Linked DNA regions of Homo sapiens: region 2 is linked to region 1. The links are chromatin loops, found by intact Hi-C in ENCODE. Cell type or tissue: endothelial cell of umbilical vein. All regions are shown on one strand. Links, peaks and the distances in the headings refer to the core of each region. The heading gives the core; the rest is flanking DNA.

The links. A loop is a pair of places that touch in the nucleus more often than their neighbours do. Peaks named below come from ENCODE experiments on the same cell type or tissue, not always from the same donor. Only the 100,000 strongest peaks of a DNase experiment are listed, where the experiment ranks them.
Region 2: it touches region 1 in a loop (10-fold over the local background); 7 of 110 quality-filtered maps call a loop at or near these places.

The regions. Positions count from the first base shown.
Region 1 is chr1:175,882,666-175,892,800 of GRCh38, forward strand. It overlaps LOC124904458 (a long non-coding RNA gene), which reads right to left and starts at 4,071. Exons shown (of 2, transcript XR_007066743.1): 1 at 2,654-4,071. In endothelial cell of umbilical vein, for the core only: a CTCF peak has its summit at 5,469; a DNase peak (open chromatin) is centred at 5,466.
Region 2 is chr1:176,068,994-176,079,128 of GRCh38, forward strand. All of the region lies in intron 11 of COP1 (COP1 E3 ubiquitin ligase), which reads right to left. Among named protein-coding and RNA genes, the nearest start is that of MIR1843, 110 kb to the left of the region's middle. In endothelial cell of umbilical vein, for the core only: a CTCF peak has its summit at 4,763 (motif pointing left); a DNase peak (open chromatin) is centred at 4,728.

The DNA.
Region 1 (10,135 bases), core at 1,103-9,102:
GGCTTGCCCAGAGGGCCAGGGGAGAGTGGATGGCAGCTCAGACCACGATGGTAGTGGCACTTGGATTCTGGATATATTTTGAAAGTAGGAGCCAATAAGATTTGTTGGTGGCTTAGATATAGAGGTACACTAAAGAAGAAGACTCAAACATATTTCTAAGGATTTGGCAACTTAGAATGTGGAGCAGATTTGGAGGGGAATATCAGGAGTTTAATTCTGGGTGCATTGAGTTTAAGAAGATGCCTGTTAAACATCCAAGTGAAAATGTGCAGGCTAGAGATCTACATTTGGGAATAGTCAGCATGTTGAGCATCTCCTGTGAGCTGGATACGAAGGCATTACAGTTCCCATTTATGAAGCATTTCCCAATTATCATCTCATCTAGTCTTCATAATAGCCTGTTGAGAGGTGGAGACAGGCTCAGAGAAGTCCTGCACGTTTCCTAAAGCCACACAGTTAGCAAGTAGCAGAGCCCCTCAAACAGCTCATCTTCTGGGAGGTAGTGGCTCTTGACCCTGAACAAGGTACTTTGGCTGTCTAAGCCTCAGTTTTCCTCATCCACAATTGGGGGCAGTAGCACCAAACATGATTATCTTCTGAGGCTTAAATGAATAAAAGGGGCTCTGAACAAATGTTGAGTCCCTCTTCTCTTCTTTCCCTCTGATTCCAGCATCCTGGCTCTCTCCAGACGCTGCCTTCAGGTTGAGAGGCTTCTTCATCAATGAGGACCCCCAGGCTGTATGGCAGTGCTTTTTGATCACTTCCTACAGATGCTCATTTAAGATGCCTCAGTTTCACCCACTTTCACTTGACTGTGAGCCCCCAGAAGACGAGCGGCTGTATTTCCCTCATCCCTTTAGCCCCATAGTTTCTACAATAGTGCTTTAGATTCTGCCACTAACCAACCAGGTAGACTCAAGAACCAGAATCATCCTTTTTGGCCTCATTTCCCTCACTTATTCCCTGTTTCTCTCCCACTGTTCTCCCCCTGTAGGTCAAGGCCATGTTCTAGGGGTCCTGGGATTCCTGTGACCCCACTCAGAAGGCTGGGGGATGGGGTAGAGTCTACAACAGAATGCTTTCCCCTCAGCCTGTAACCATCTGGGCACCAAAAGGGCTGAGCAGCCCTGCCCAATAAAAATATAATGCGAGCCATGTTCGTAGTTTTAGTTTCTAGTAAGCAGGAAAAACACTTCAAAAAACGGGTAAAAGGGATTTTTAATAATAATGTTTACCTAACCCAGTATTATCCTAAATATGACTTCAATATGTAATCAATATTTAAAAATTAATAATGAGATATTTTACATTCTGTTGGCTCATACCAGGTTTTTGAAATCTGGTGTGCATTTTACACTTACAGCACATCTCAGGAAAAGTCCCATTTCAGGTACTTAAAGCCGCCTGTGGTTAGTGGCTACCATGCTGAACCCCAAAGATGCAGGGGTCAGAAACAGCTTTCCTAGTCTATCCAATTGTTTCCAAGCCCTTTTTGGTCCACAATTTTTTTTTTTTTCCCGAGACAGGGTCTCACCCGGGCTGGTCTCAGACTAGTGGACTGAAGCAATCCCAAGTAGCTGGGATTGCAGGTAGGTGCCATTGCACCCCGCTAGAGGTCCAGAATTCTTGAGCCTACACTTGGCCATGTCCTTGGTCAATGGACAGCCTCCCCCAGACCCTCTCCCTCCCCTCTTCCATTTAACCCGTTGTCTTCCTCTCCTGAGATCCCATCTGCTCCTGGCCAGCACCTGGTGTGCTGTATCAGTCCCTGTCTGTTTTTCTAGCTAGGTTGCTGCATTTGGGAGGGGAGAAGGAGGCACTACCGATCCTGAGAGGAGGACTACTGTCAGGGCCGGACTAGTGTCAGGGCCGGAGAAGAGGCCCTCCAGCTGGGCTATGTTCCCTGAGACCATCTACAAACAATGGGATCTTTTACAGGGAAAAGAAGACTTCTTGTTAGTGCAGCTCCCACACTCATGGTGCTAAAAGACTTATGATTCCTCCCCAGGCTTGAGTTACAGTAAAATAACTTCTAGCCCTCACCTTTAGGAGGGATGGGGATGGATAAAACCCTCTGGACACGTTTTTCTCATTTTCACTCTCCAGAGACATCTGTGACTGCCTTGGGGTTACTCCTCTCCTCCCAGGTCAAGTTCACCTCAAGCAAATACATTGATCTTGGAATTCACTGAAGCCTGGAACCATCCCAACTCCCATTCTCCCCTCTGTATCTCAGGCCTAAAGCCTGGAAACTCCTGGGAACATTCAAGGGCCACACCCTGCCCAGTGCCTGCTTCCATCTACCTCTCCTTCCACCCATCTCCCCCCACTGACACCCAGACACCCAACAGGCGTGAAACTCGTCCCTCGCCATTGTTCTTGGCAGGCCTTCCTTGTATCCCCTAAAGAACACACCCCCACTTATTTTGCTCCTCACTTGTTAATCTTTTTGTGTATAATGGAAATAATAATAGAATCTACTTTGAGTGAATATGAGTATTAAAGGAGTTGATGTGTGCAAGCTGCTTAGAGTACATATACAGTGTGAATATAAGCACTTGTTCCATGATTCTCTTAACACTTTCATGAGATGGGTATTTTCCCCCTTTTTAGAAATGAGAAAACTGAGGCTGAGAGAAGTAAAATGACTTACTTGGGCTGATGGGTAGTAAGTGGCAGAGCTGGGACTCAATTCTCAGGCTTCTCTCCCTCATTTCAGGATTTGCCACATCATGTTAGGCAGCCTCACTGAAAATAGAATGAATGGTCCTTGCCCACAGGAAATCTAATCCAGTCAAGGAGACTGTACAAATGCATGGAAAATTCCTGAGATTGTTTGTATCCAGAGCTGTTTCATAACTGGGGGAATCAGGAGAAAAGGAGGCTGAGGAGTGTGATGGCAGTCTTGCTCTCTAAGAGGCTGTTGTCAGAGGGCTCTTGGCTGCCTGCTCCATGGCCTCCTGAATGGGGATCTCTGCCCACTGCCTACCCCCCACCAATGGGGCCTCAAATTGTTACCCCTGGTTTGATTGACTGCCAGGAAAGAAACAACAAAAAACTGGACTAGATTAGCAAGGCAGCATATGCTGCTCATGGGAAGTTAAACAATTGCACTTCTAAATAACAGCTCAACGTGGAACAGAAGAGATGTCACAAGGCAAGATATGATTAATTGCCAAATGAATTATTTAAATTGTAATTGCAGAGGAGTTCAGAGGAGTGCATGATTGCTGTGGGGCAGGAAAGGTCAGGAGAGGCCAGGCAGGAGGGCTATGTGAGCTGGGCCCACAGCGAGGGCAATGTTGGGCTGCAGAGCCTGGGCAAAAGCTATTCCTGAAAGGTAGAATGAGAAGGTACAGATGGGAGATGGTTTGACCCTGGTGCCAGGACCTCACAGGAGCTGAACTGCAGACAGACCTGCCTACCACAGGCATCTCCCCGATGACCCCTTTCTCCTCTTGGCCTTCCATCTGCTCTCTGACACTATGTGACCTGAGTTCTAATCCCCCACCTTTCTCTGGCCTAGTGGCCTCCTGTGCCTATGCATCAATTGCTCAGTCTGCACAGTGGGTTGAGAGGGCATGTTTTTCAACCAACATAAGAGAGAAAAAGCCTATCACTAGGCCTGGGTTGGAGAAATACAAAATCAGTAAGGTTTGCTACAACTCCATTACATTAAGGCTTATTTTGCAGGGGCTCAAATACACGTGAGACGGATTACATTTCTTGAAATGTAAGAGAGCGACATAAGCAGAAACTTAGCAGTGCCCCAGACCTGAGCCTGAATCCCTCTCTGTCCTGTAAATGCTGTGTAATCTTGGATAACTTGCTTAACTTTTCTGAGCCTGAGTTTTCTCATCTGTAATGTGGACTGGTGTATGGATATCTCATAGAGTTGCTTTCAGAATTGCCTGGGATAAGTCGCACCAAATGCCCAATCTAAGACTGGCCCATGATAGCTCCATAAATGGTAGTGGTGATTAGCAAAGAGCGGTCTAACAGATAACAGCTAAAATAGCTCTTCTGTTTTGCAGCCCCCTATGGACAGTGCCATAAAGCAAGTGTTAGCCTATCTATGCCCCAAATGACAGGGATACTGTATGGTTATATCTAGTGCAAGGGCTAGAAGATAAAACAAAATGATGGACAAGCATGCCAGGCCCATGGGGACAGGATCAGCTCATGGAGAGGAACAATGGCATGTTAGGGTGCCTGCAGCATGCTGGTGGAAGACAGAGACTTGAACCCAGGCCACAGGATGTGGTACTATGCAGCCATTATAATGGAATTAGGAAGACTATGCAGAGATGTGGGGAAATAGTATTTTATGAAAATGGCAGAATATGAAACGGTATACATACCCTAGTAGCAACTGAATAAATATGTTAAGGTAAATTGTTTTTTTTTTCGAGACAGAGTCTAACTCTATCTCCCAGGCTGGAGTGCAGGGGTACCATCTCGGCTCACTACAACCTCTGTCTCCTGGGTTCAAGTGATTCTCGTGGCTCAGCCTCCCAAGTGGCTGGGATTACAGGCACACACCACCACACCCAGCTAATTTTTGTATTTTTAGTAGAATAGAGATGAGACTCCCTGTGTTAGTCAGGCTGGTCTCCAACTCCTGGCCTCAGGTGATCCACCCACCTTGGCCTCCCAAAGTGCTGGGTTTACAGGCATAAGCCACCATGCCAGGTCAATTTTTTTAAAGAAAAGTAACAACAGTTGTGGAATTGGGCTAGTGTGACAGTGGGGAGAGGACTATTCTGTGCTTAACTTTCCCTTTAGTATGATTAGCTCTTAGACCTACATAGGTCCCCCACGAAAGGCAGCAGCTTCCCAGGGAGAAAGGGGGCTCTGTGCCTCTTCTCCCCATCAGACGTCTTGGAGGTTAAGGCTCCAGCGTGGCTGTGTATTTACAGAGGCGTCAACAGACACGTCCAGCGAACAAGCACAGGGTGGGCCGTCCGGGAGCCTTGTGCCGCCAGGAGGAAAGCCGCACCGAGGGCAGCAGGTAGGGAGAGGTGATCCGTGCTGGGCCCGGCAGGGGAGAGATGCTGGCGAAGGCAGGCACAGCACAGCACTGCGGGAGGATGTGGGTCAGAGGACAGCAGCGGGAGGCGAGCCTTTGGCTCAGTGGAAGAAAGAACTGTCAGGCATTCTGAACAATCGACAACAAGGAGAGTTCCAACTGAGGCTGGATGAGCTGTGGTCAGGGGCTGGGCCTGAGGAGGCGACGGAGGATGCCGGAAATGGGTAGAAGGTAAGCCAGGATCAGTGGTTCCCAAACCTGACTGCCCATCACAATCGACTGGAGGTGCTTGTGAAAATACAGATTCCTAGGGCTCTGCCCCAGACCCACTGAACCTCCAGCACTGGTACCAGAATCTGCCTGTTTGGGAACCTCTTGGGGATTCTCCGGAGGCCGACGACTGGGCTAGCCCTGGGAAGCGCAGGCTGACACTGCCCCTAGTGGCCTTTGGAGATACTGTGCTAGACTCAGAGCCTTTATGAGGAGCCGGGGAGGCTGTGCAGGCACCGGGCAGCTTGGGGCACAGGGCTCGGACTTAGCGCTCGCACGTGAAGCCCCTGCCACTCTCTCCCAGCTCCCTCCTCCCCCAGGGAGGCTCTGATGGCTGCCAAGAGGTAAATCGAGCAGAACCCCTCCCCGCCACTCCCTAAGGAGCAGTCCGATGCCTGCGCATCCTCCTGCCTCGGAGGGGCCTGAGCGGGTCAGGCTGGAGCACATTGGAGTCCAACGAACAAATCTCCATAATGAAGGTGTACAAGGAGTCCAGATTTCAGTGACAAACCAAATATCACATTTCTTTTTTTTTTTCTTTAAATTGACTCAAATACAAGTATGAGTCTTCATCCCCTCCAGCTTGAGAGAAATTTACCCTCAGTCACCATAAAATCTCTCACCCCAGATCTAATGCAAGCCCAGGCTTCAAAGAAGACCTCCTGGTGGTTCTGAAGTTAAACTCTCCGCCCCTCAACTTCTCACGGGGAAACAGAAGCGGCTACTCTAAGCATGGATGAATACCTGTAAGGCGTTTACCACAGTGCCAGGCACAAAGCACTCAATTACCGTTGCTGTTGATCTGTCTATACTGTCTGCTATTGAGACACCCGTTATCCTGCCCACGATGTCCTTCCAGGCCCACACAACTCCTAGGGCCTGGAACCTTCAGAAAGTAGCCAGAAGTCTCCTCTAAGCTCTTGCTTCTCCCCAATTTGCTTTCACCAGATAGTTCCCAGATCCTCACTCTCTCTCAACCCATTATGGGGAAACATCACTCTTTCCGTCTATCTCTCTCTTTCTCATTACCCTCAATGGCATTTGGCATAAGCTCTTCAATGTGTTTAGTTCTGCACCAAGGCATGGAGAACAGCTGCCTTTGAGCAACTTCCAAGGCTGCCAGACTGAAATGGGAGATGGAGAAAATATAGGGAGAATCAATGCCTGTTTCAGTGAATGGAGCTGGGATTCAAATCCAGGCATCCTGACTGCAGAGCCCTGAGTGTCCCCACCTACACACACCCTGTGTAACTCACAGAGCCTGCCAATGTGGGAAGGGCTGCTGGCACTGAGTATGGCCCCTCCCAGGCCTACTCCACTTTAATGGAGGCTCCAGTGGACAAATTCCTTAGCTCTGAGGAATGGCTCTCTCATGGTAAAGTCTGCAGACCTCGGGGAAGCGTGGCTAACAAATGTTGAGGAATGGAGCCTCTTGATGTCCCTCCAATCACACTCCGCAGGCTTCAGACCCACTATAACCCCATTCATTCCTTCATTCATTCAATCAGTCAAGTCAATACGATTTCTTCTCAGTGCCTGCTGGAGCCATGCAATGCTGCACAGACACCTTGAAGAGCCCTGGCAAAGTCTGAAGTCACAGAAGGCATGACTTAGAGGCTCCAGGATGGGCCAATGGGCCACTGAGGGTAGCGAGACTTAAAGGCATGATTTAGAGGCTCCAGGATGGGTCATTGGTTTTAATCCCTGGCTCCTGTCTTCCCCTTCACTTTGGCAGGCTGTAGGCTACCAGATCAGAAGGCAATGCCTTGAAGAAACCCTCCCAGCAGGGTTGCCAGAGTAAATATAGAACACCTGGTTAAATTTGAATTTCAGTGATAAATTTTTCAAGTTTATATCCCAAATACTGTACTGAATGGGAAATATCTATACCAAAGAAAGTATCTGCTATTTATCTGAAATTAAAATGTAACTGGGCTCCCTGTAGTTTTCTTTGCTACACCTGTCAACCTTACCTCCCTGGGGCATCCAGTCCTAATCTATGTTTCCCAGGAAGCCACCCAGGCTGCATTTTCCAAATTCTGTAGAGAGTGTTTACACATGTACAGCAGTGGCTGTGGCTCAGAGAGGATAACAAATGCTCCAAACCACAGAGGGCTTGTGCACAGAGTACAATCACAGCTAACACCTGGTACTTTCCAGGTCTTCAGATGGGCCAGGCGCTGACCTGTTTTACCCATATTCATTCATTTAATGTTTGCAATAACCCCATAAGGTCAATGCTATTACCATCCCCGCTTCAGAGATAAGGGACCCAAGGCATAGAGAATTAAGATCACACAGCTAGGCCGGGCACGGTGGCTCATGCCTGTAATCTCAATACTTTGGGAGGCTGAGGCGGGCAGATCACGAGTTCAGGAGATCAAGACCACCCTGGCCAACATGGTGAAACCCTGTCTTTACTAAAAATACAAAAATTAGCTGGGTATGATGGCGTACCCCTGTAGTCCCAGCTACTCAGGAGATTGAGGCAGGAGAATCACTTGAACCCGGGAGGTGGAGGGTGCAGTGAGCCAACATCAAGCCACTGAACTCCAGCCTGGTGACAGAGCAAGACTCAGTCTAAAAAAAAAAAAAAAGAAAAAAAAAATCACACAGCTAAAAAGGGCAAAGCCAGGCAGATCTGGGACATGAAGGCCACTCCTTAGCTTGCATACAGCCTTTATTTGTTTATTTATTTATTTATTTTGAGATGGAGTCTTGCTCTGTCGCCCAGGCTGGAGTGCAGTGGCACGATCTCAGCTCACAGCAAGCTCCGCCTCCTGGGTTCACGCCATTCTCCTGCCTCAGCCTCCCGAGTAGCTGGCACTACAGGCGCCCGCCACCATGCCTGGCTAATTTTTTTGTAGGTTTAGTAGAGACAGGGTTTCACCGTGTTAGACAGGATGGTCTCGATCTCCTGACCTTGTGATCCGCCCGCCTCGGCCTCCCAAAGTGCTGGTATTATAGGCGTGAGCCACTGCGCCCGGCCGCATACAGCCTTTATTTTTTTTAATAAGAACAGGCCTTGGACCTCCACTGAGGAGAAGATGGCACGAGGGCATGTGTTGGTATGGAGCTGCAGACAGGCTGTCCCATCAGGCCATTTTCCCTCTCAGCATCATGTGACACCACTGAATTGTGTATTCGTTCATACAAACACAGCTACATTTACATTAAAGTTGTGATGGCGCATTGGGCAGCTGCTGGCCCTGTCTGTCACAGGGAATGTGCATCCTGCGGCTCCACGGAGAAACCGGGATGTCACTTCTAGAACAAGTCCAGCTCCTGTGCTGGGATTCCTCCTCACACTCCTCAGGGCCCCTCTGTAAGGTTCACTCCCCTTCCGACACATTACACATTTTATTTGTAAGGATGTCTTTACAGCTTATCTCTTTCAATAAAAAGCAAGTCCTAAAGCAAGGAGCATACCTTCTATTTGACAAACTTTTTTTTTGGAGCATTTACTATGTACCAAGGCACAATGCTAGGCTATAAAAGGCTTGTCCCTATCCACGTGGAACTGACAACTTAGTGGTGGCCAGGGTGGGTGGGGAGAGACAATCAAAGAAACCAGCAGAACACACACAGTGGGTTCTAACAGGAGCACTGGGTACAGAGAGGAGGTGTGCAGCATGGACGTGAGGTAGGGGGAGCAGGCAGAGGGCCATGGTCCAGGACAGCTTTCCAGAAGGCAGGAGGGGAAGGACCTGCTGGATGGACATGTGTGATCCACGCTGGGACCTATGAGCTGCAGGGAGGAAGCAGAGACACAGCGGCAGGCAGCACTTTCAAGATGTTTTAGGAATGTTGCTGTGGTCTACATATCTCCCTCCAAGGAGTTCAAGAAAAGACAGTAACGAACTTGAGTCTTTTTGAAATGACACATTGGTTGTTAAACAGCGCACTGCTCAGAAACTGGACCATGAGCGTCCCGATGTTGCTTCATAAGCCACACATCTTTTGCCACCCACTCTGTTCCAGGTGCTGATGACACCAAGCTGGATGAGACACAGTCCCTGCCCACCTTACGCTCCACCTCTCACACCCCCAGCTCATCCAGCTTCCACCTTCAACTCCTTGCCTCACACGGAGGCTGGAGGAATTGCCCGAGGGGTGGGTGGTCACACGGTGTAGCAGGAGAGGGGATGATACTAGGAGGGGAAGCAGGGGAGGGGATGACAAGGACCCATGCCAACGGCAGCTCTGTCTCCTCCATTTCTACAACACTGTAGTGTTTGTTCACCTCAAGCCATCATCATTCTCCACGGAGGACTTGACAAGGCTGATTGCCACTGCTGGGCAGAGACAGAAGACCCAACTCAGAAGAAAAAGAGCTATCTGAGTCCCTAGTCTCCTGAGTGACCCAGCTGGGTAGAGCGTGACCCTCTCTATGCCCAGCTTCCAGGGGGTCCCGCAGTGTTTTCTTGGTTTCACTCCTTATGAGGCCAGCTGAAATGGTTTGGCTCTGTGTCCCCATTCAAATCTGATGTTGAATTGTAATCCCCATATGTCAGGGGAGGGGCCTGGTGGGAGATGATTGGATCATGGGGGCGGATTTCCCCCTTGCTGTTCTCATGATAGTGAGTGTGTTCTCATGAGATCTGATGGTTTAAAAGTGTGTGGCACTACCCTCCTCTCTCTCTTTCCTGCTCTGCCATGCTAAGACGTACTTGCTTCCTCTTTGCCTTTTGCCATGACTGTAAGTTTCCTGAGGCTTCGCAGTCATGCTTCCTGTTAGGTCCGAGGAATTTTGAATCAATTAAGTCTCTTTTCTTCATAAATTACCCAGTCTCAGGTAGTTCTTCATAGCAGTGTGAGAACGGACTAATACACCAG
Region 2 (10,135 bases), core at 935-8,934, 190 kb after region 1:
CTCGGCAACATGGTGAGATCCTGTCTCCACAAAAAAATACAAAAATTAGCCAGGCGTGGTGGCACGTGCTTGTAGTCCTAGCCACAGGGGCTGAGGTGGGAGGATCACTTGAGCCTAGGAGGTCAAGGCTGTAGTAAATCAGGATTGCACGACTGCACTCCAGCCTGAGCAACAGGGTGAGACCTCATCTCAAGAGAAAAAAAAAAGAAAAGAAGAAAAGAAATTATATGTAATACAGTAATACGTGGTTTTGGACATAATGAAGCAATAAAAGTAAATATGTTAGTGCAGCATCCTATCTTTAAAATCAAGCACAGAAAGAATAATCTTAGGAATTCATTAAAGAAAACTTTAAAGCAGCATTTCAAATGTGTCCAGGAAACTAGAAGCCATCACCTCAAGAGAACTCTCTCTTTAGTCTACTCCCACAGTATTTTATTGACTTGCCACAAGCATTTACTATTTATTTTCTACCTTGAATTTAAGTTATTTATCCTCCAATCGAGTATTCCTCAGGTATATCAGGTAAACAGGAATACCCACTAGGTATCAAGTAAACTATCCAGTGCTAGAAGTACAAAGATGAAGAAGTATTCTTGCCAAAGATGTGAACACTTCTCCCTGACCACCATCCCCAGAGGGTTCTCCCTCACTTACTTACTGCATAAGCTCTTTAAGGACCCTTTGACACCTTGCCAGCAAATCTAAAAAAGTACCTGCCTCTGCATCCACTCTCTTCTTGTTTCCTTATATTACCCAGAAGGCAGCAGCCTCCCTTCTAATTAAGGCAAAAAGTCTTACTTTGCTTCAGATCCAATCCCATCTGTAAGATCTCATGATCTAATCCAACAGATTATCTCCTTTCCCCTTTGGATTGCATGGCAATACACTCTCTCATCCTCCTTTCCAATTTTCTCAGTGTGCTTTACTAGTTCCTCTGTAGCTACCAAGTCTTCAAATGTTAGTCAGTGTTCTATATATCTACAACTATGGTGTCAATTACTAGCTGCAAAAGTTTCCAAATTCACAGCCCTCACCTCATCTCTGTATAACCAGAAAATTTATGTCAAATGTTAGATATCCCCCACGAACCCTGTTGCTACTTGAACAAGCTCCTCCTCCAGTATCCCCATCTCTGTAAATGATACCCATATTTTCCCTGCCCAGCTGCTCCAACCAAAACCTTAGAAGTTATTTCCCTCTGCTTCAAGGTCAACATCAAATCAATCACGAAGTTCTGGCTACCCTAGTTCTTATACATTCTTAAATACTTCTTCTGCCTTGCCCCACAGACCTCCCAGAACCTACATACTGTATCTCCCTATTGCCACTTGTGCTGCCTTTTTTTTTTTTTTTTAACTTTTTTTTTTAAATTAAAAACTCTGCCAGCCAGGCACGGTGGCTAACACCTGTAATCCCAGCACTTTGGGAGGCCGAGGTGGGTGGATCCCTGAGGTCAGGAGTTCGAGACCAGCCTGGCCAACATGGCGAAACCCCGTCTCTACTAAAAATACAAAAATCAGCTGGCTGTGGTGGCACTTGCCTGTAATCCCAGCCACTCGGGAGGCTGAGGCAGGAGAATCACTTGAACTCAGAAGGCAGAGGTTGCAGTGAGCCAAGACCGCACCACTGCACTCCAGCCTGAGCAACAGAGCAAGACTCCATTTCAAAAAAAATAAAACAAAAAAACCTCTGTCATCCAGACTGGAGTGTAGTAGTGCCATCATAGCTCACTGTAACCTTGAGCTCCTGGGCTCAAGAGATCCTTCCACCTCACCCTCCTCATTAGGACTACAGGTGCACACCACAGGCCTGGCTAATTTTTGATTTTTTTATTTTTGTAGAAATGAGGTCTTGCTATGCTTCCCAGGCTGGTTTTGAACTCTTGGCCTCAAGCAATCCTCCTGTCTCTGCCTCTCAAAGCAATGGTATTATGGGCATGAGCTCCCATGTGCAACCACTCCTGCTTCTGTCCAATTCTTCTCCATACTGTACACTGTAAATACTTTCAAAGCACTTAAAACACTTTATTCTAGATATTGACTGACAGAGTTTGGATATTTGTACCTGCCCAAATCTCATATTGAACTTGTAATCCATAATGCTGGAGGTAGGGCCTGATGGGAGGTGACTGAATCATGGAGATGAATCCCTCATGGCTTGGTGCTATCTTCATGATAGTGAATTCTCGCAAGATCTGGTCATTTTAAAAATGTGTGGTACCTCCCCCCTCACTCTCTCTCACTTGCCCCTCCTTTAGCTATGTGACTTGCCTGCTCCCACTTCACCTTCCACCATGATGATGAGGCCTCCCTAGAAACTGAGCAGATGCCAGCACCATGTTTCCTGCAAAGCCTGCAGAACCGTAAACCAATTAAACCTCTTCTCTTTATAAATTACCCAGTCTCGGGTATTTCTTTATAGCAAGGCGAGAACAGCCTAGTATACTCGCTTAACCGTCTGTGTCCTCACTACCATGTACATCACTCTTACACTCTCAGCACTTAAACTGTTTGACATGAATAGGTATGATTTTGAAAAAAATTAAGCATAAAAATATTCTAGACAAATATACGTGAATATATAACTGATCTTAGGATCACAGAAAGATTTTCTAAATAAAATGGCTAGAATTTGGTTTTAAAAAGTCTTAAGAATGTATGGCAACTGCCTCCTGAGGAAGGTTATTCTACCTCAGCACACTGCTGACTACAAAGATCTTCCTTATATTAACCTTAAAATGTGGCTTCTAGACGTAAGTTCTACTTTTATTTCTTGGATACCAAACACTGGTTTGTGACAAACCTTCACAAGTCTACTAAAATTTTAAATGCTAACCTAATTAATGCTTGTTTTGTGGATATGTGTAAAATTATTTCAGCTTATGGCTTCACTCTGTACTACTGACAAGCCTCTAATAAAGGCAAGGGAAAATAAACAGGAAAACCAAGTCGAGATTAGAAGAAGAAAATTTTAGGGTAGAAGTTATGAGGGTGGGAATACATGTAGTGACTTTCAAAGTTTAAGCTTAGATTGTTTGTGTTTCCTTTTTAACCTTTATTTTGAATCATGTATGTTTTGAATTACCATAGAAGTAGAAAACTCACCAACACTTGCTGACAATCTTGCATTCCTTTTTAAGTTGTTAACATGAATTTATATTTCTGTCACATGTCATTGGTAATTCACAAACTTCTTTTATAGCCTAAGGATTATTTCTTCAAAGGAATATTTTTCAACAAGCAAATATGTGGACATATATGGACAAATGCTAGAGTCCTACTTACTCTGGATCCTCTCCCAGCAGGTAAAACAAATTTTCATTCATTCATGCATTCATTTAACAAATATTTACAGACATAGGAATATGCAAGAAATAAGACAGGTAAGGCCCCTGCCTAGATGAATCTCTCAGCCTAAAACACAGCTTTAAAAATAACTGCTTTAAAAGACTGATCCCAGGCAAAATTTGGGAAGGAAATCCCTCCCTCTGCACTCCCATTCATCTCATTTCTCAACCAACCCCAGATGGTCAATAACGCTTAAGACAATAATGGAAATACCTTCTGACAAAAAGGGAAAGTACATTGGCAGTCTTAAAAATCATATCCATTCCTTAGAAAACAAGTCAATAATTATCTAGAGATGTCTTTTTAAGTATAAATTTAAAGCTCACAAGCACTCTACAATAAGGAACATATTAAAAGTTACCCTCAATCTGGATCCACATTTGCTGCAATTATAAATTGAAACTTAGCAAAAATGATCCTTGTAACTATCATAGAAACATAAAGTTTAATTTGAATAGTTTCAAACTATGGTAAAGTGACATCTAAGGTGCAGAATTATACGTCAAAAATTAGTATAAAAAATATTCATTATTTTGACCTCCTTATAGGAATAGGGATACACAGTGTCAGAACCTCAAAAGAATTAATTCCTCTTTTTCTTCTGGGTGTCTCAAAGGAAAAGTGTTTTCTGAAACTTTACAAAGTTTCAATAAATCCTTAAGTGAATAGAAGAGCACTAGAATTCAGGTACGCCTGTATCCAAATCTCAGTTCTGTCTATTATTGGCATTAGGTTTATCTTGGACAAGTTACAAAATTTCTATCTCAGTTTTTTTCATCTGTAAAATGAGGTTAATAGCAATATCTTGCTACCCAGGGTTGATACAAGGATTAAATGAATTAGGGAATTGATGTAAAATATTTATGATGTTGTCTAAAAATGAGTAGGTAACACACTCCACATTACCAGTACAGAGACTATTCTAGCATCAATGAATGCCACCATAGATAACTATTTTCTTCTTAGGAATTTACTAATGCTTGATACAACTCCATTCCAACAGTTTGAACAAACATAAGTAAAAATATTGAAAAACTCTCTAGAGGTAGAATGTTTAACAATTTTTACCATAACAATCTAGTTGTACAAAATTCAAACTCGGAATTCAAAAGACAACCATCACTACTAAGTATATTAAGTTTAAACTATACAGTTTCAAACTATTTCTCTCTGGTGGACACTGAACACCTAATAGAATAAAAAATGCAAAATATGCTATTATTGCTGTGTGTAAAAAGAATGCAATTAACTGTCTTCTTTCCTGTTCCTTGCCATTGCTAACCTAGGACCATCTTCTACTTATGAGAGTGAACTTCACTGTATGTCACCAATTCCGTACCTTGTCTATTGTTTAATAGTCGAGATACTGTCAAAGTAAACAAATGCTGCCACCTTGTGGACTGAAGGGTATGGTCTTAACTCCAAATAAGCAAAGGAAGAAAAATACGTTTCTGGTTCGGCCTTTTCTCTCAGATTATCACTGCAGTAAGTGACCAACATTATGTCATGCAATTTTACAGTAAGAATAATTATCTCTTCTACAAAGTAACAAAATAATGCACCAAATTCAACATTATCTGCCTTCTCAAATACTTGTTTAGGCCTCTTTGTTTGAGACAGAGTCTCATTCTGTTGCCCAGTGCAGTGATCTCAGCTCACTGCAACCTCTGCCCCTTAGGTTCAAGCTATTCTCCTGTCTCAGCATCCCAAGTAGCTGGGATTACAGGCATACGCCACCATGCCTGGCTAATTTTTGTATTTTTAGTAGAGATGGAGATTCACCATGCTGGCCAGGCTGGTCTGGAACTCCTGGCCTCAAGTGATCTGCCTGCCTCGGCCCCGCAAAGTGCTGGGATTACAGGTGTGAGCCACCTCACCTGGCCTCTTTATTCCTCTTTCTGAAAGAAATTAATTAAATTTCCTTTTTTGGGAGGAATTAGAAGGCGTTGAAGTAAATTTATTATCAATGATGTGTTTGAATATAAGAAAGTAAGAAAAGCAAAAAATCAACAGAGCTGTGAGAGTTTTTCACACCTTCATTTCTTTGGCCATATCATCCTTTCTTGCTAGTCTTCATCTCTCATGCCTAAGAAACTTTAAAATTGGAATTTTTTCTTTAAAAAACATTAATTTGGTGTAATTAATAGAAAAAAAACGAATGTAGCATGCAAGACGGCCCAACCAGAGGTATCTTAAAAATTTCTTATATTAGTCTAAATGTTTTAATCTAACCACAATTTGTAAGTATTTCCAAACTAAGATCTTGTTTAGGTCTTCCTAAGAATGTATTTCTGCCTCAGAATGCACAATGTTTTCACATAAATGTCAGTATGATTAGGGTTTATTAGCAATTGTAAAAAATTCAACACTACATTAAATCAAGCTTTAAAAAAGCAATAATGAAACCATCTCTTCCCCAAAATCAAGCTAAAATGGCTTTCAGGAATGAAAAAAAAAAAAAAAGATTATTACTCTTTGTATAGTCACATAACTACAGGTAAGTGCATACATATCAGGTCAATATTATAAATAAACTTTGATACTTATTTTTGCCATTTCACATTCAATCTACATTTCTGAAGTCCTTAAAAGCATAGTATACATTCTTAACATAGTTAAGAATTTAAGTAAGAATGCTAATATGTTGCTCCAAAGTAAACTGTTTCATAAACTATTCTTTTATTTCTTATCTATAAGGGCCCTAAAATAAGATTGTGAGCTCTCCTGAATCCAAGTAACACGTCTGGCCTGTTCATGACTATATGCCTAGTCTGGCCTAGCCTGCACTACGTTATCAATGATTTTTTGTTAATTAAATTATGTAATAAAATGCACCCCATAATCTGCTGCATTTTCAAATTTTACTCAGTCAAGTGCCAACATACAGAAAAATAAAGGAATGTATGATTTTTGTCTTACTCATTACTGAGTTAAACAGCTGACAGAATACAATAAAAGATCTCCTCCAATAGTTTCTTTAGCTAATGGCTTAAATTTTAAGATCTTCATATACATAATAAATTCAAATCTTAGTCCTGTAAATGAAAAGCATGTTAAGTTTTAGCAATATTTGACACGTTAAAACTTACCAAATTCCCGATATGCCTCAAAAAACATCTTTTTAGGGTTATTCGTTCTAAGAGATTTGAACACAAAGTAGCAATTTGATTATACCAAGGAATTACTGTTAATTTGCTTAGATGTGATACAGCCCTGTGGTTTAACAATGTCCATTTTAAGAGATGCAGATAAGTTTCTGAGATTTGCTTTAAAATACTTAAGCATATACACACCCAACACTGGAGCACCCAGATTCATAAAACAAGTTATTCTCGGCTTACAAGAAGACTTAGCCACACAATAATAGTGGGGGACCTCAGGCTGGGTGCGGTGGCTCATGCCTGTAATACCAGTAGTTTGGGAGGCCGAGGCAGGTGGATCAAGAGGTCAGGAGTTCGAGACCAGCCTGGCCAACATAATGAAACCTAGTCTCTACTAAAAATACAAAAATTAGCCAGGCATGGTGGTGGGCACCTGTAATCCCAGCTACTGAAGAGGCTGAGGCAGGAAAATCGCTTGAACCTGGGAGGTGGAGGTTGCAGTGAGCCAAGATCATGCCATTGCACTCCAGCCTGGGTAACAAGCGCAAAACTCCATCTCAAAAAAAAAAAAAAAAAAAATAGTAGGGGACTTCAATACCCCACTCACACCATTAGACAGATCATGGAGGCAGAACACTAACGAAATTCTGGACTTAAACTCTACACTTGACCAACTGGATACACATTGACACAGAGTACTACACCCAACAACCACAGAATATACAAACTCCTCATCTGTACATGGAACATGTTTTAAGATAGACCACATGCTTGGCCATAAAGCAAGTCTCAATAAATTAAAAAAAAATCATAATCACACCAAGCATAACTCTTGGACCACAGTGAATAAACATAGAAATCAATATCAAGAAGATCTCTCAAAACTACACAAAAACATTAAAATTAAACAATTTGCTTCTGAATAACTCTTGGATGAACAAAGAAATTAAGGCAGGAATAACAAAATTCTTTGAAATTAATGAAAATAGAGATACAATTTACCAAAATCTTTGGATGCAGCTAAAGCAGTGTAGAGAGGAAAATTTATAGCACTAAAAATGCCTTCATCAAGAGGTTAGGAAGATCTCAAATTAATGACCTTACATCACATGTAGAGGAACTAGAAGAAAAAGAACAATCTAATCCCAAAGCTAGTAGAAGAAAAAACTAAAATCAGAGAAGAGCTGAATGAAATTGAGACCCAAAAGTCCATACAAAAGATAAATAAGACCAAGAGTTGGTTCTTCAAAAGAATAAGCAAGACTGATAAACCACTAACAAGATTAACAAAGAAAAAAAAAGAGAAGATCAAAATAAGTGCAATCAGAAATGACAAAGATGACGTTACAACCAATACCACAGAAATACAAAAGATTCTCAGAGATTATTATGAACATCTCTATGCACAGACTAGAAAATCTAGAGGAAATGGATAAATTCTTGGAAACACACAACCTCCCAAGATTCAAACAATAAGAAAGTGAAAATCTGAACTGACCAGTAACAAGTTCAGAAATTGAATCAGTAATTTAAACAAAACAAAACAAAAAACTACCAACCAAAAAGAGCCCTGGACCAGATGATTCACAGACAAGTTCTAATAGAGGTACAAAGAATTGATACCAATCCTGCTGAAACTTCCAAAAAATCAAGGAGGGGCTTCTCCCTAATTTATTCTATGAATCCAGCATCATCCTGATACCAAAATCTGGCAGAGACACAATGATAAAAGAAAACTTTGGGCAAATATCCCTCATAAACACAGATACAAAAATCCTCGACAAAATACTCTGTATTTGTTCAGCTTACAAAATACTTGTAAGCTGAATCCAGGAGCACATCAAAAGTTAATTTGCCACAATCAAGTATGCTTTATTCCTGCAATGCAAGGCTTGATTCAAAATATGCAAATCAATAAATGTGATTTACCACATAAATAGAATAAAAAACAAAAAACATATGATCATCTCAACAGATGCAGAAAAAGTCTTTGATAAAATCCAACATCCCGTCATGATAACAACCCTTAACAGACTAGGAATCAAAAGAACATAACCCAAAATAGTAAGAGTCATCTATGACAAACCCACAGCCAACTTAATAGTGAATGGGCAAAAGCTGAAACCATTCCCTTTGACAATTAAAACAAGACAAGGATGCCCACTTTCACCACTCCTATTCAACATTATACTGAAGGTCCTAACCAGAGCAATCTGTCAATAGTAAGAAATAAATGGCATCCAAATAGGAAAAGATTAAGTCAAATTATCTCTCTTCACTGACAGTATGATTCTATACACAGAAAACCCTAAAGACTCTGCCAAAAGGCTCCTGGAACTGATAGACAAATTCAGCAAAGTTTCAGAATACAAAATCGATGTACAAAACTTGGTAGCATTTCCATATACTAATAACATTCTAGCTGAGAAAGAAATAAAAAACACAATCTTATTTACAATAGCCACAAAGAAAATAACTAGGAACTCATCTAAGCAAGGAGGTGAAAAATCTCTACAATGAGAACACAAAGCCCTGCTGAAAGAAATCGAAGATGACACAAATAAATGGAAAATCCTTCCATAAGCATGATTTGGAAGAATCGATATTGCTAAAATGGCAATATTGTTCAAAGCAATTTACAGATCCAATGTTATCCTTAAAATACCAACGTCATTTTTCACAGAATTAGAAAAAAACTATTCTAAAATTCACATGGAACAAAAAAAGAGCTTGAATGGCCAAAGCAGTCCTAAGCAAAATGAACATACCTGGAGGCATCACACTACCCAACTTCAATTTATACTATCAGGCTACAATAACCAAAACAGTATGGCACTGGTAGGTACAAAAACAGACATAAGACCAATGGAATAGAATACAGAACCCAGGCATAAAGCTGTAAACCTACACCATCTGATCTTTGACAAAATCAACAAAAACAAGCAATGGGGAAAGGACTCCCTATTCAATCAATGGTGCTTGGATAACTAGCTAGCCATGTGCAGAAGAATAAAACTGGACCACTACTTTTCACCATATACAATAACTCAAGATCAATCAAAACTTAAGTCTAAGACCTCAAACTATAAAAATCCTAGAAGGAAAGCTAGGAAATATCCTTCATGACACAGGCTTTGGCAAATAATTTATGGCTAAGTCTTCAAAAGCAATTGCAAAAAAAAAAACAAAAATTGACAAGTGGGACCTAATTAAATTAAAGAGCTTCTGCATAGCAGAAGAAATTGCCAACAGAGTAAACAGACAGCCTAGGGAATGGGTGAAAGTATTTGCAAACTATGCATCTGACAAAGGCCTAATCTCTAAAATCTACAAGAAACTTAAAAAAAAATCAACCTGTGAAAAACAAAAAAATCCAATAAAAAATGAGAAGACACAGACACTTCTCAAAAGAAGACATACAAGTCGCCAACAAGCATATGAAAAAACACTCAGCATCACTAATCATCAGAGAAATAAAAATCAAAACCAGGATGAGATACCATCTCATAGCAGAATGGCAATTATTAAAAAGTCAAAAAATAACAGATACTGGCAAGGCTGTGAAGAAAAGGGAATGCTTACATGCTGTTGCTAGGAATGCAAACTAGATCAACCACTATGGAAAGCAGTTTGGAGATTTGTCATGTAAGTTACAACAAAACTACCATTTGACCCAGCAATCCC